Linked DNA regions of Homo sapiens: region 2 is linked to region 1. The links are chromatin loops, found by intact Hi-C in ENCODE. Cell type or tissue: Caco-2. All regions are shown on one strand. Each heading gives the region's core, and the rest is flanking DNA. Links, peaks and the distances in the headings are about the cores only. Region 1 overlaps LOC107984412 (a long non-coding RNA gene). Region 2 has its middle 110 kb from the start of SNX19.

Region 1 (5,379 bases), core at 204-5,203:
TATGAGTCCACTTACATGAGGTGCCTAAAGCAGTTGAAGTCAGAGACATGAGGTACCTAAAGCAGCTGAAGTCACAGAGACAGAAAGAAGAGTGGTTGCTAGGAGCTGGGGGAAGGGGGAATGGGGAGTTGATTAATGGGTGATTAATGGCTTTCAGCTTTGTAAGATGAAAAGACTTCTGGAGATTGGTTACACAACAATGTGAGTGTACTTAACACTATTGAATTCTACACTTAAAAATAGTTAATATGAAAAATTTTATGTTACATGTATTTCACCACAATTAAAAATAAAAAAAGAAAGCTTATCTAACTTCTGGAAATGAGTCGTTTTCAACAAGAATATGAACAGAACCAGGCAGTTCTATCTCAACCCTTCTTCCAAGAGCTGATTTGCCGAAATACTTCGAACATCTAAGTGCTCTCATAGTTCCCCACTTTCTAAAATATGATGGACAATAATACCTAATTAATATCTCATTAAGGCGTTGGGATTGAGAGAAGCCATTTAGACCAAGAAAAGCATACACCTGTCACAGAGACCAGCCACCTGCCTCTCCCTAAATCAGGAAGGAAAACTGCAGCTCATACATTCACCTCTGGTGCTGGGGAAGTGCTGGATCCCTGAGTCACCTGTTTCTGCAGGGTCATTGATAAAATCTCCCTCTCTTAATAATGCACTCTCACCTTTCTTTAGCACGTGCCATGCTGGCACACAATTAACTGCATATCACAGGGAGGTCTGTGCCACTCTCCCATTCTGTCATTGTGGACGCTGAGGTACACACATGGGGCTTGAACCCACATCCTATGAAGCCAAGTTCAGAGGACACACTCTGCTCTCAACCTTCCATCTTTCTTCATGACTGTTGCTCATGTCTAGAAAGCTTTCTTTCTCTTTCTTTCTTTCTTTTTCTTTCTTTCCTTCCTTCCTTCCTTTCTTTTCTTTAAATATCCACACTCTACCCATCCTCCAGACGTGATTCAACTCTTTCCTTCACTCCTGACCTCCCTGCCTTCTCCCCACTCTTGAAGCCTCTTCCAATATCATTTCAATATCCCACTCTGACCATTGCCTCCTTTATCCCTTAATCTCCTCTCCCCACACCCCACCTCTCACTTGACAGGCTCCTTGACTTCCTTGCAATCCTTCAAATGCAGCAAGCACATTCCAGCCTCTGGAACTAGGCCCTCAGGGATGTTTCCTCTGCTTGGAATGCTTTTCCATCCAATGACCACATGGCCAATCTCCTTCAGAAAGTTCCCTGACCACTCTATGTAAAATATCAGTCCATCACCCTCACCCTTTGAACCCCTGTCCACTTCACATCAGGTAGAGATTACTGCTGTCCACCATACGCATCACCATCTGATGTATCAAATGTTTTACATATTCACTTATGGCCTGTCTCTACCCCCAAGAATGCAAGCTCCACGAGGGAAAGAATTGTGTTCTTCTCATTGCTGCATCAGGGTTTAGTGCTCAGCAGGTGCTCAGAAATATGTTTGAGTGGATGAATGAACTCCTACAGTTTTACACACAATCTAGCATAGAGCTGTGTATAACTCTGTATTGTTTACAATATGTTCTGAGAAACAATAGCTCTATGGAGTGTTAATAGCGGTTATGCAGGAAAAAAAAAGCATTTTCCTGCCAACCTAATTTGATGAAAGCCCAGCTAAAGTTAAGCATGTTTTTCCTTCAAGATTCCTGAGACCCTTTCATATTATGCTTTGACATGTTGATGTGGTCCCAGAGCTCTGTGGGGCAGGCACCCAATACAGGACTCTCCCAGCCGCATGCCCACAGTGATAATTTTGGAGGGGCATCTGCATAACAGTGCTGACATGCTGTGTGGTGTTAATGACTTCTGCCTGCTGGTGAATTTCTTCCTCCTCTGTGGCCTCAAGTTTCTCAATTTCTTTATGGTTAAGAACAGGGTTCTGATTGGCCAAAGGCTTGTTTTGATAGTAGGATTTTAGTCTCAAAGAGGCACTCTTGGTTTTGTTTGATTCCCATTCACTCAAAGGTATTCTGCTCCATAGAAACACTGGCCATGCCCCCTCAGCACACCCAATCCATCTGGTAATCAGGAAAACTGCTGAAAATAGGGGAGACCTGGAGCTTAATAAAACTGAACTCTCCAAACCAAACAGAGCCTTCGTGCCTTGCTTGCCACTACAGCACAAAGCAGGAGTTGGTGGGAAGCATGACCAAGAGCCAAGTGAGAGTCAGGTTAGGGTTTCTTCTCCGTGGTTAGGAAGGAGCCGCCAGAGATGTGTGAGAGATCTCGCCTCAGGACTGAGCTATGGAGCCACACAAGCGAGAAATCCAAATGCTTACACTCAGATTCAGGCAGACATCCAAGCTGCCTGCCTCAGGAGCCCCTGGGGTCTTGGTCCTTGTGGGGCACCCATCACTGCTTAGCCCTTCACAGCTGTCAGCAGGGAGCCCACTAGATGGCAACCTCATGTCAGCTGTAATGAAAGAGAGGCAGAGTCCGACAGAGAGATTCTAAGCAGTTAATATTTATTGAGTGCTTACCTTGTGTCTGGCACAGTTAGAAGCTTTTTCACTCCTTATTCATTTGATCTGCATAATCGTTGTGAAATTCATATTATATCCCTATTTTACAAATTTGAAAACTGAGACTCAGAGAGGTCACAGCAATAATTTGCTCAAGGTCACGTGGCTAGTAAGTTATCCAGCCCGACCTCCTTGCTGGAAGACAAGGTTTACTATACCCAGCAGTACCTGAGAGACAGTGAGAACAGGAGCAGAGCTCTGAGAGACACAAAATTGGTGAGGAGTGGAGTAGAGGGTAGAGATGCAGAAAGCAGGTCATTCTGCTTCTCTGAATATCTACATTCTACTCTCTTGAGCCCAGATGAGAGCCCTGGAACTTGTCTCCAGAAAACAGAAGGCAAATAGCAAAAATTCGGGGGATTATATTAAACCCTGGTGAGAAAATCCTAACTTTGCAAAAGGAGCCAGGGAGAAGCTGGGGATACAGAGTGGAGAGTCTTTCAGTTTTCAGCTTTCTCAGACGACCCATTGACTTCTCAATGCAACACAACCCTAGGTCCAGGCATCCATCTGGGAGACTTGGTGAAGAGGAAACAGCTTCTTTGGAATAAGGCTGAAATTTAGGACGATGGCATTTACACAATCAGTAATGGTTTCTTGAGTTCCCAACATATGCTAAGGTTTTTTCCAGGAACCATTGGCTAGGAAGCATTTTTGCTACTAAGGAATATGCAAAATGGCCCCCACTCTCAAGTAGCCTACAGCAGGGTTGGGGGAATGGAAGGCGAAGTCGCGAGTGAACACCTAACAACGCAAGAGAAGATACAGAGAATGTGGAGATGATAAACACTAAAGAGTTTTAGCAAAGTGTGTCCGAGCGTTGCAGGAAGTTCTCACATAGGAGGTCACAGGCACCATAGCACATCAGGAAAAGCATGGGAAGCAACAGCAGGCAGTGAGTGTATCTGGAGGACCACACAGAGAAGCCACACAGAGACAGAGGGGAGAGGCCAGGCCACTGTGCTGGGCTTCTAATGCTAGTTTAGGATATTTGGACTTTAACCTCTAAGGACCACAGACTTACAAACAGGAAAGTAGCAGATCAGAAGGGATATTTAATGAGTTCAAAACAATTGCAGGATGCAGACAGGATGGCCCTAGGGAGAAGAGGCTTGGACGCACTTGTGGAAGGGTTTGCAGGGTCTAGTGAATATGGGTTCTTTTCACATGTTCAGTACTCATTTCCTCTTCTCCTAATGGGTGGACTGGGCCTAGATTTTCATTCGGGACCCATTTCCTGTCCATCTCAAGCCCTGTGTTTTGGGAGGAGCTGATTCTACTCCCACTTCCTTTCAGAGACAGATGTGAGGCCCAGGCCTAGTTAGGCAGAATAGTCCTCCCCGCTCACCACGCAGAGTGGTAAACAGGCCCCATCTCAACGTGGCCCCGTGGGAGTCAGCTCTTGTGTTTTTCCAGGAACCATTGGCTAGGAAGCATGTTCTTGGCATGGAGGATGCTGGGTGGGGGTGAAAGCCGAGAGAAGCAGGTGGCCTCTTGCAATGCTGGGGAAAGAGGAATGACACTGGAACAGGGCATGGCGGGCAAGATTTCCAAAGTGACAGAGCCCCTGGATTCAGCCGTGTCTGATATGTGCTCTGGAGAAAAACACTCAAACCAAGTAAAGAGGCTGCAGATAACCAGACATGTTGAGGAACAGTGCTCTGAGAAGGTGACATTGGCCGTCTTTCCCATCTTCTCTCCTTGGGAGCTCTCTGTCTAACCCAGCTGGTCTCTAGTGAAGGACACTAAGGAGCGAGAGCTACGGGGAGTGTGCAGCAAGAGGGAAGAGCTGAGCGCAGCCCTTGGCCAGGCGTGCTCACGATGCCTGAGGGACAGCAGGAAGGCCAGTTTGGCTGGAACTGGCTGAGCAGGAGGGAGCGTGACAGCTGGGGGTCAGGCCACAAAGCCTTGTCATCCTTTGAAAGGGGCTGGAGTCTACTCTCAGGGTGGATGGAAGCCATTAGAGAGTTCTGAGTTGTGGAATGACATGATGCAACCAATGTTTAAAAGGGTCACTCTGGTCAGAGGGCTGAGAATAGACCAGACAGGACAAGGGTAGGGGGTAAGAAGATGAGCTGAAAGGTGGGAAACACCCACCCCTGGGCTGCAGCCAGTATCCTCTGAGATTTTGTCGTTAGAAATCAGGGTCTGGAGTAGGATGATGGCTAGGAAACAAGGCAGAAGGGAGGGCTGAGCAGGAACAGTGACAGAAGAGTGGGCACACAGAGGAAGAAGGCAGGGGAAAGAGTGCATGAGCTCTTGGCCAGGCTCAGGAGGGGAGTACATACTGAAGACAGCCACCTCCTCCCTCACCTCCATTCTGCCAGCCCGGTTTCTTCTTTCTTTTCCCCAGGGAGTGCTGAGAATCAGAGCATGCTCAAATGTCCATTTGAAGGGAACCTTGGCCGTGGAAGAGGGCAGAGGCGCGTGTAAATTCCAGCTGCAAATATGAAGCCCCCGTCAGTCCTATAGCTCAGGGATCCTCCATTGAGGTCAGGAGGCTTCTCCTGCACAGTGGAAAAGTCAGAAATTGATCTCGCTTTTAGCATTTACCAGGCATTCTCTGAGGAGGCCGCTTCATCAGCCTCAGGGTTTGTCTTTGCAAAAGACAACTTGTTCTTCCTCCTCCCATCCCCAGCCATGCTCCTGCTGCTCCCAACTGTCCTTTGTCTCCTAGTGTTAGTTTTGAGTGTGCACATCTTTTCCCAGGTTTTCTTACTGACACTTGGACCCTAGAACCCATCTCAGCATTTGGCATGCAGGGGGTGCTCGATGAATAAATATCTGTTGAAT
Region 2 (5,379 bases), core at 237-5,236, 190 kb after region 1:
TTTTATGCTCCAAATCACTCCCAAACTTCCTGCCAAAACCCTCCCCTTCTGTGTCCACCACTCACAATCTTTACCCAATCCTAATCAAGCTTCTGCATTGAAAGGCCCACCTCAAACAAGACTTCACAGCCTCAGAACTAGCCCGGCCTTGCCCTCCTCCCTCCAAGACACTACAAGAACTCCATCAGTGTCATGTTCTTCCGCCATGGCATGCAAGAAACTCAGCTTTGACTTACCAAAATTTTATTTGGGTGCCTGCGTTTGACAGTGAGGAGGAAGAATGAGAGGGGAGATGACAAGTGGGACTTGGAAAATAAATGGGACTTGCCCAATGATGGGAGGTAGGGAAGAACACCCCAAGAGAGAAGAACAGATGAGTAACGGCAAGAAGACAAAAAGGTTACAAGCCCCACTGTACCTGGGGCTTTAACTGAATTATATCTGAAGGAACACTTTTACCTTCTCTTTGTGCAAAAGGACAGGGTCTTAGAAAGCCTTCGTCCCATGACTGAGGAAGTTTGGCCCATGGTGGGACCCTATGAATGACTTCAGAGACAATGAGAAACTCCACTGCTGGTTGCCCAGAGGCCAACTGCCTCCCCTCCCAGCTGGAGTTCTCCCAACTCCTAGGTTCTGTCTCCCTCACATCACCTGCCCAGCTTTCTTCAGTTCCCACTTCACTCCATCCCAGGAGATCAGCTAGTTTCATGTGAACAAACCCAAGTCCACTCCATGTGTACCTCATTTAGCCCAGACCACTGTCATCATCGTCAAAGTCATGTTCCCAGAATCTGTGCTAAGAAAAGCTACTCAGTAGAACACACTTGAATACAGCATGTTTTGCTCTATAGACCCAGTGATTTCTTATTTTTCCCTAGGCACCCTCCTTCCTAGGGGCTGCGATAAAGCTCCAATCAGACTCTTCAAGAAAGAATTTTCTTCCCAGAAGACCCAGAGCCTTCTGTATGGGGTGCAGAGATTTTGCAGATTGGGCTCAGGTTAATAGGACTCGGAGACCATATTGGCCCAGTCTGTACCTTCCCACAAGAAAAGCAATCTGGGGAATAAGCCCAGGCTTCAGCCTTGATACCTAGAAAGAAGCTATGACCCAAGTGCGCCTATTTCTCATAGACCATTTTTCCCCATAGCAATTTCATTTCAGCTTCCCAAGCGAATCTGCCCTTTCCCTAGGAAGGAAACTGCACTACACATATGGAAAGATTTTGATCTCCTTAAATCCCAAGGAGCCCAGTATCGATGGGTGAAATGAATCAGAAATTTGTTCACAGACAGACATGTGCCCAATTCTGGCCCTAACCCTGACTGTGACTTTGGATGGGGTTCTTAAACTTTAAGTTCACTACATGGTAAAAGATGATTGTGCTGATGTCACTGGGCTCTGTGGTTGCCAGAGGAGAACAAGCACCTAGCACATTTCAGGAACTCAGCAAATGTCCCTTTTCCCCTCTTATCCCCAGCGCTTAGCCAAAGGCCTGATTCCCATTCAAGCCGCTGTTAATAAGAGACTTGACCTTTTAAAGCAAGAAATTCATGATTTAACACTCCCAGCAGCTGTCTATGATGGAAACCACAGACTTTCCACAACCTCCCCATTTGCATTCACATGGGTAGTTGAATACTAACACTGAAAGTTTAAAAGTTGTCTTCAAACGTCTCTGGGGGTGCAGACGGTTGCAAAAGTGGGTGTTGGGGAGGGCAGGGTGGCTGAAACAGTGCCTTCGAACATACAAAGTGTAAAACCTCCAGCGTAAGCCAACCTGTCACTCTTGGTGTAGCCTGTGAAATTGTTATGGCCTGGAGCATGTAGGTCACCTCTCCTTGGCAGGAATCCCAAAGGCTTTAGCATTCATGACTGCCTGGCATTTCCCAGGGTTCTCCCGTGAGCTACAAAGATGTCCCTTAGCTTGCTGTCAAATGAAAGATATATTACTCCCCCGTCTTTCTTACCTGTCATCCTCTCACACACTCAGATAATTTAGTCTGGGACACACAGTTCTCCAAGCCAGCCATACTGAAACAATCTCGCATGCTCCCACATTTCTCTGCAACCTGGAGAAACTAGGTGTGATTTCAAAGCCAACTGTTCAAAGAGAAAAGGAATCTGGGTCTGGGAGAAGAGGTGGAGCTGTTTGCCTTGCAAACTTTTTTGTTAATTTTAGTTCCAGTCCCCAGGCCTTTGGTTAAAACTAGAGAGAGCTTCCTCCAGCCTGATAAAGTGAACATAGCATTTCTCAATAAACCTTGAACCATTGGCCAAACCTCAGATCTCAATGCTTTTCCCTAAGGTTATGGCCACCAAAGCTGAGACTTAAAAGTAATAACAAGAACAGAAAACCTCAAGGATGGAAGAATGCTGGGAGGACCCAGGAGGCTTCACACAGGCTGAAAGCACCCTCTGCTGGGAATAAGCAAGACAGCACCACCTATGCATCCTCTCCCAATAGTTCGCCCACAACATTCTGTGTTCACACAACAAATACATTCACCTCTCAAGCCACCCTTCCCTCTCATCTGGGACCTGGGCCAGAATTCTTTGTGCTTCTCAGCTATATTTTCATTTTATAGCCTGCAAAATGCCAAAATAGACACATGTTTAAAAATAATGTATTTGAAAACTATGATTTGGAAACACATATGTTTCTGGTATTGAACTGACTTAAGTTTTGACTATAATTCATTGGACATTCTTTGCATTGCAGCATAACAAGAAACCTTCGAGGAAGAATATAATAATAGGTGATTAAACTAGAAAATACTCCTGAATAGACCTATACTGATCTTTCAATTCCATTTTTGCCTAGGAGACTCTGCCTTATTATTTCTATAGGTAATTTTATAGGTAATGAGGGAAAGGCAATGTCAGGTATACAAGAAGAAACCTCCTCCAAAGACTGTACTGGAACTTACCATTAATCCTTAAAGCGACATGCCCATACAAGCTGTTTCTATAAAGACATATCTACCTTTCATATCTGTAGACAGATACAGCTCGAATGACAGAAGTAGTGTACTAGAAGCAGAGAGATCATTAGAAAATGTTGGATTGTCCCAATAAATAAGGGTTAGACTTAGAGTCACAAGACATTTGTCTTCTATCGTTTTACACACCTGTGAGTAGTTAATGCTTTCAACAAGTATTTGAGCATTTACTGCTTGCTAGACACCAAAATAGACCCTGGGACACAACTGTGAACAAGAGAAAGAAAATCTGCCTTCTGAAAACTTGCAGACTATTGAAGAGGACAATATAATCAAACACTACAGCTCGCTGGCACGAGTGTTATGACAGGATAAACCCAGGGTATATAGAAGTGGATGGCAAGGGGCTATAACCCAGAAAATCAAAGAAAATGGGTGCAAAAGCATATAAAGAACTATATGAATGAGTTATTTTTTCCAATATGTTGCTTTTTATTATGGTAAAATATACATAACATAAAACTTACAATTTTAACCATCTTAAAAGTACAATTCAGTGCCATTAAGTACATTCACAGATGGTTGTACAACCATCATCACGTCCATTTCCAGAACACTTTCATACAACCCAAACAGAAACTCTATACCCATCAAAAAGTAATTTCATTCCTTCAGCTCCTGATAACCTCTATACTTTCTTGTCTCTGATTTTGTCTACTTAAGGTACCTCTTATAAGTGAAATAATATGATATTTGTCCTTTCGTGTATGGTTTACTTAGCATAATGTCCTCAAGCTTTACCCATGTTGTGCCATGTGTAAGAATTTCATTTCTTTTAAGAATGAATAATAATATCTGGCTGGGCACAGTGGCTCACACCTGAAATCCCAGCACTTTAGGAAACCGAGGTGGGCGGATCACCTGAGGTCAGGAGTTCAAGACCAGTCTGGCCAACATAGTGAAACCCCACCTCTACTAAAAATACAAAAATTAGCCGGGTATGGTGGCACACACCTGTCATCCCAGCTACTCGGGAGGCTGAGGCAAGAGGATCGCTCGAACCCAGGAGGCAGAGGTTGCAGTGAGCCGAGATTGTGCCACTGCACTCCAGCCTAGGAAATAGATTGAGATTCTGTCTCAAAAAAAAAAAAAAAGAATATAATCTATTGTATGCATGTACCACATTTTGTTTATCTATTTATACACTGATGAACAATTGGATAGTTTCCGTCTTTTGGCTATTGTGAATAATGCTGCTATGAACATTGGTGTACAAGTATCTGTTAGAGTACCTACTGTCATTTTTTTTTTAGTATATACCTAGAAGTGGAATTGCTGGATCATATGGTAATTTTATGTTTAAATGTTTGAGGAACCACCATACAGTTTTCCACAGCAGCTGCACCATTTTACATCCCCACCAGCAAGGCACAAGTGTTCTAATTTCTCCATCTCCTCACTAGCACTTGTCATTCTGGGGGTTGTCTGTTTTAAATATATATAATAACCATCCTAATGGGTGTGAAGTGGTATCTAAATATAATTTTGATTTTCATTTCCCTAATGACTAGTGATGTTGAACATCTTTTCATGTGCTTATTGAAAATTTGTGTATCTTCTTTGGAAAAATGTCTATTCAATATACTGGCCCATTTTTGAATTGGGTTGATTTGTTTTGTTGTTGTGGTTGAGTTACATGAATTCATTATATGTTCTGGCTATTAGTCCCTTAACAGATGTATTATTTGCAAATATTTTCTCCCACTCTGTGTGTTGCTTTTTAACTCTCTTAATAATGTCCTTTGATGCACAAAGGTTTTTAATTTGGATTGAGTCAAAATTATCTATTTTTCTCTTTTGTTACCCATGCTGTTTGTGTCAGATCCAAGAAATCCTCACCAAATCTTATGTCATGATGGCTTTAGCCTGCTTTCTTCTAGGAGTTCTATCGTTTTGCTCTTACATTTAAATCTTTGACCTACTTTGAGTTAATTTTTGTATATAGTGTATACTTTGTGTATATTCTATATATGTTATTTGTGATTAGCCAGAGGTTACATATAGCATCTCACAGTTACACTGATCTATTTTTAATTAATACCAACTTAACTACAGTTACATATGGAAACTCTACTTCTGTAAAGCTCTGCTCACTTCTTTATGATATTGATGTCACAGATTACATCTTTTTTTTTTTTTTAGACAGAGTCTTGGTCTGTCACCCAGGCTGGAGTGCAGTGGCACGATCTCAGCTAACTGCAGCCTCCACCTCCCCAATTCAAGCAAAGCTTCTGCCTCAGCCTCCCAAGTAGCTGGGATTACAGGAGTGCACCACCATGCCTGGCTAATTTTTGTATTTTTAGGAGAGATAGGCTTTCACCATGTTGGCCAGGCTGGTCTTGAACCCCTGACCTAAAATGATCCACCCGCCTCAACCTC

What was found. Peaks named below come from ENCODE experiments on the same cell type or tissue, not always from the same donor. Only the 100,000 strongest peaks of a DNase experiment are listed, where the experiment ranks them.
Region 2: a loop joins it to region 1, with 22 times the contacts of the local background. A loop is called at or near these places in 6 of 110 quality-filtered maps.

The regions. Positions count from the first base shown.
Region 1 is chr11:131,214,555-131,219,933 of GRCh38, reverse strand. The region is part of intron 2 of LOC107984412 (a long non-coding RNA gene); the gene reads right to left. Among named protein-coding and RNA genes, the nearest start is that of NTM, 150 kb to the left of the region's middle. In Caco-2, for the core only: a CTCF peak has its summit at 2,468 (motif pointing right); a DNase peak (open chromatin) is centred at 2,447.
Region 2 is chr11:131,022,258-131,027,636 of GRCh38, reverse strand. No RefSeq gene overlaps it. Among named protein-coding and RNA genes, the nearest start is that of SNX19, 110 kb to the right of the region's middle. In Caco-2, for the core only: a CTCF peak has its summit at 2,412 (motif pointing left); no DNase peak of the experiment used is centred there.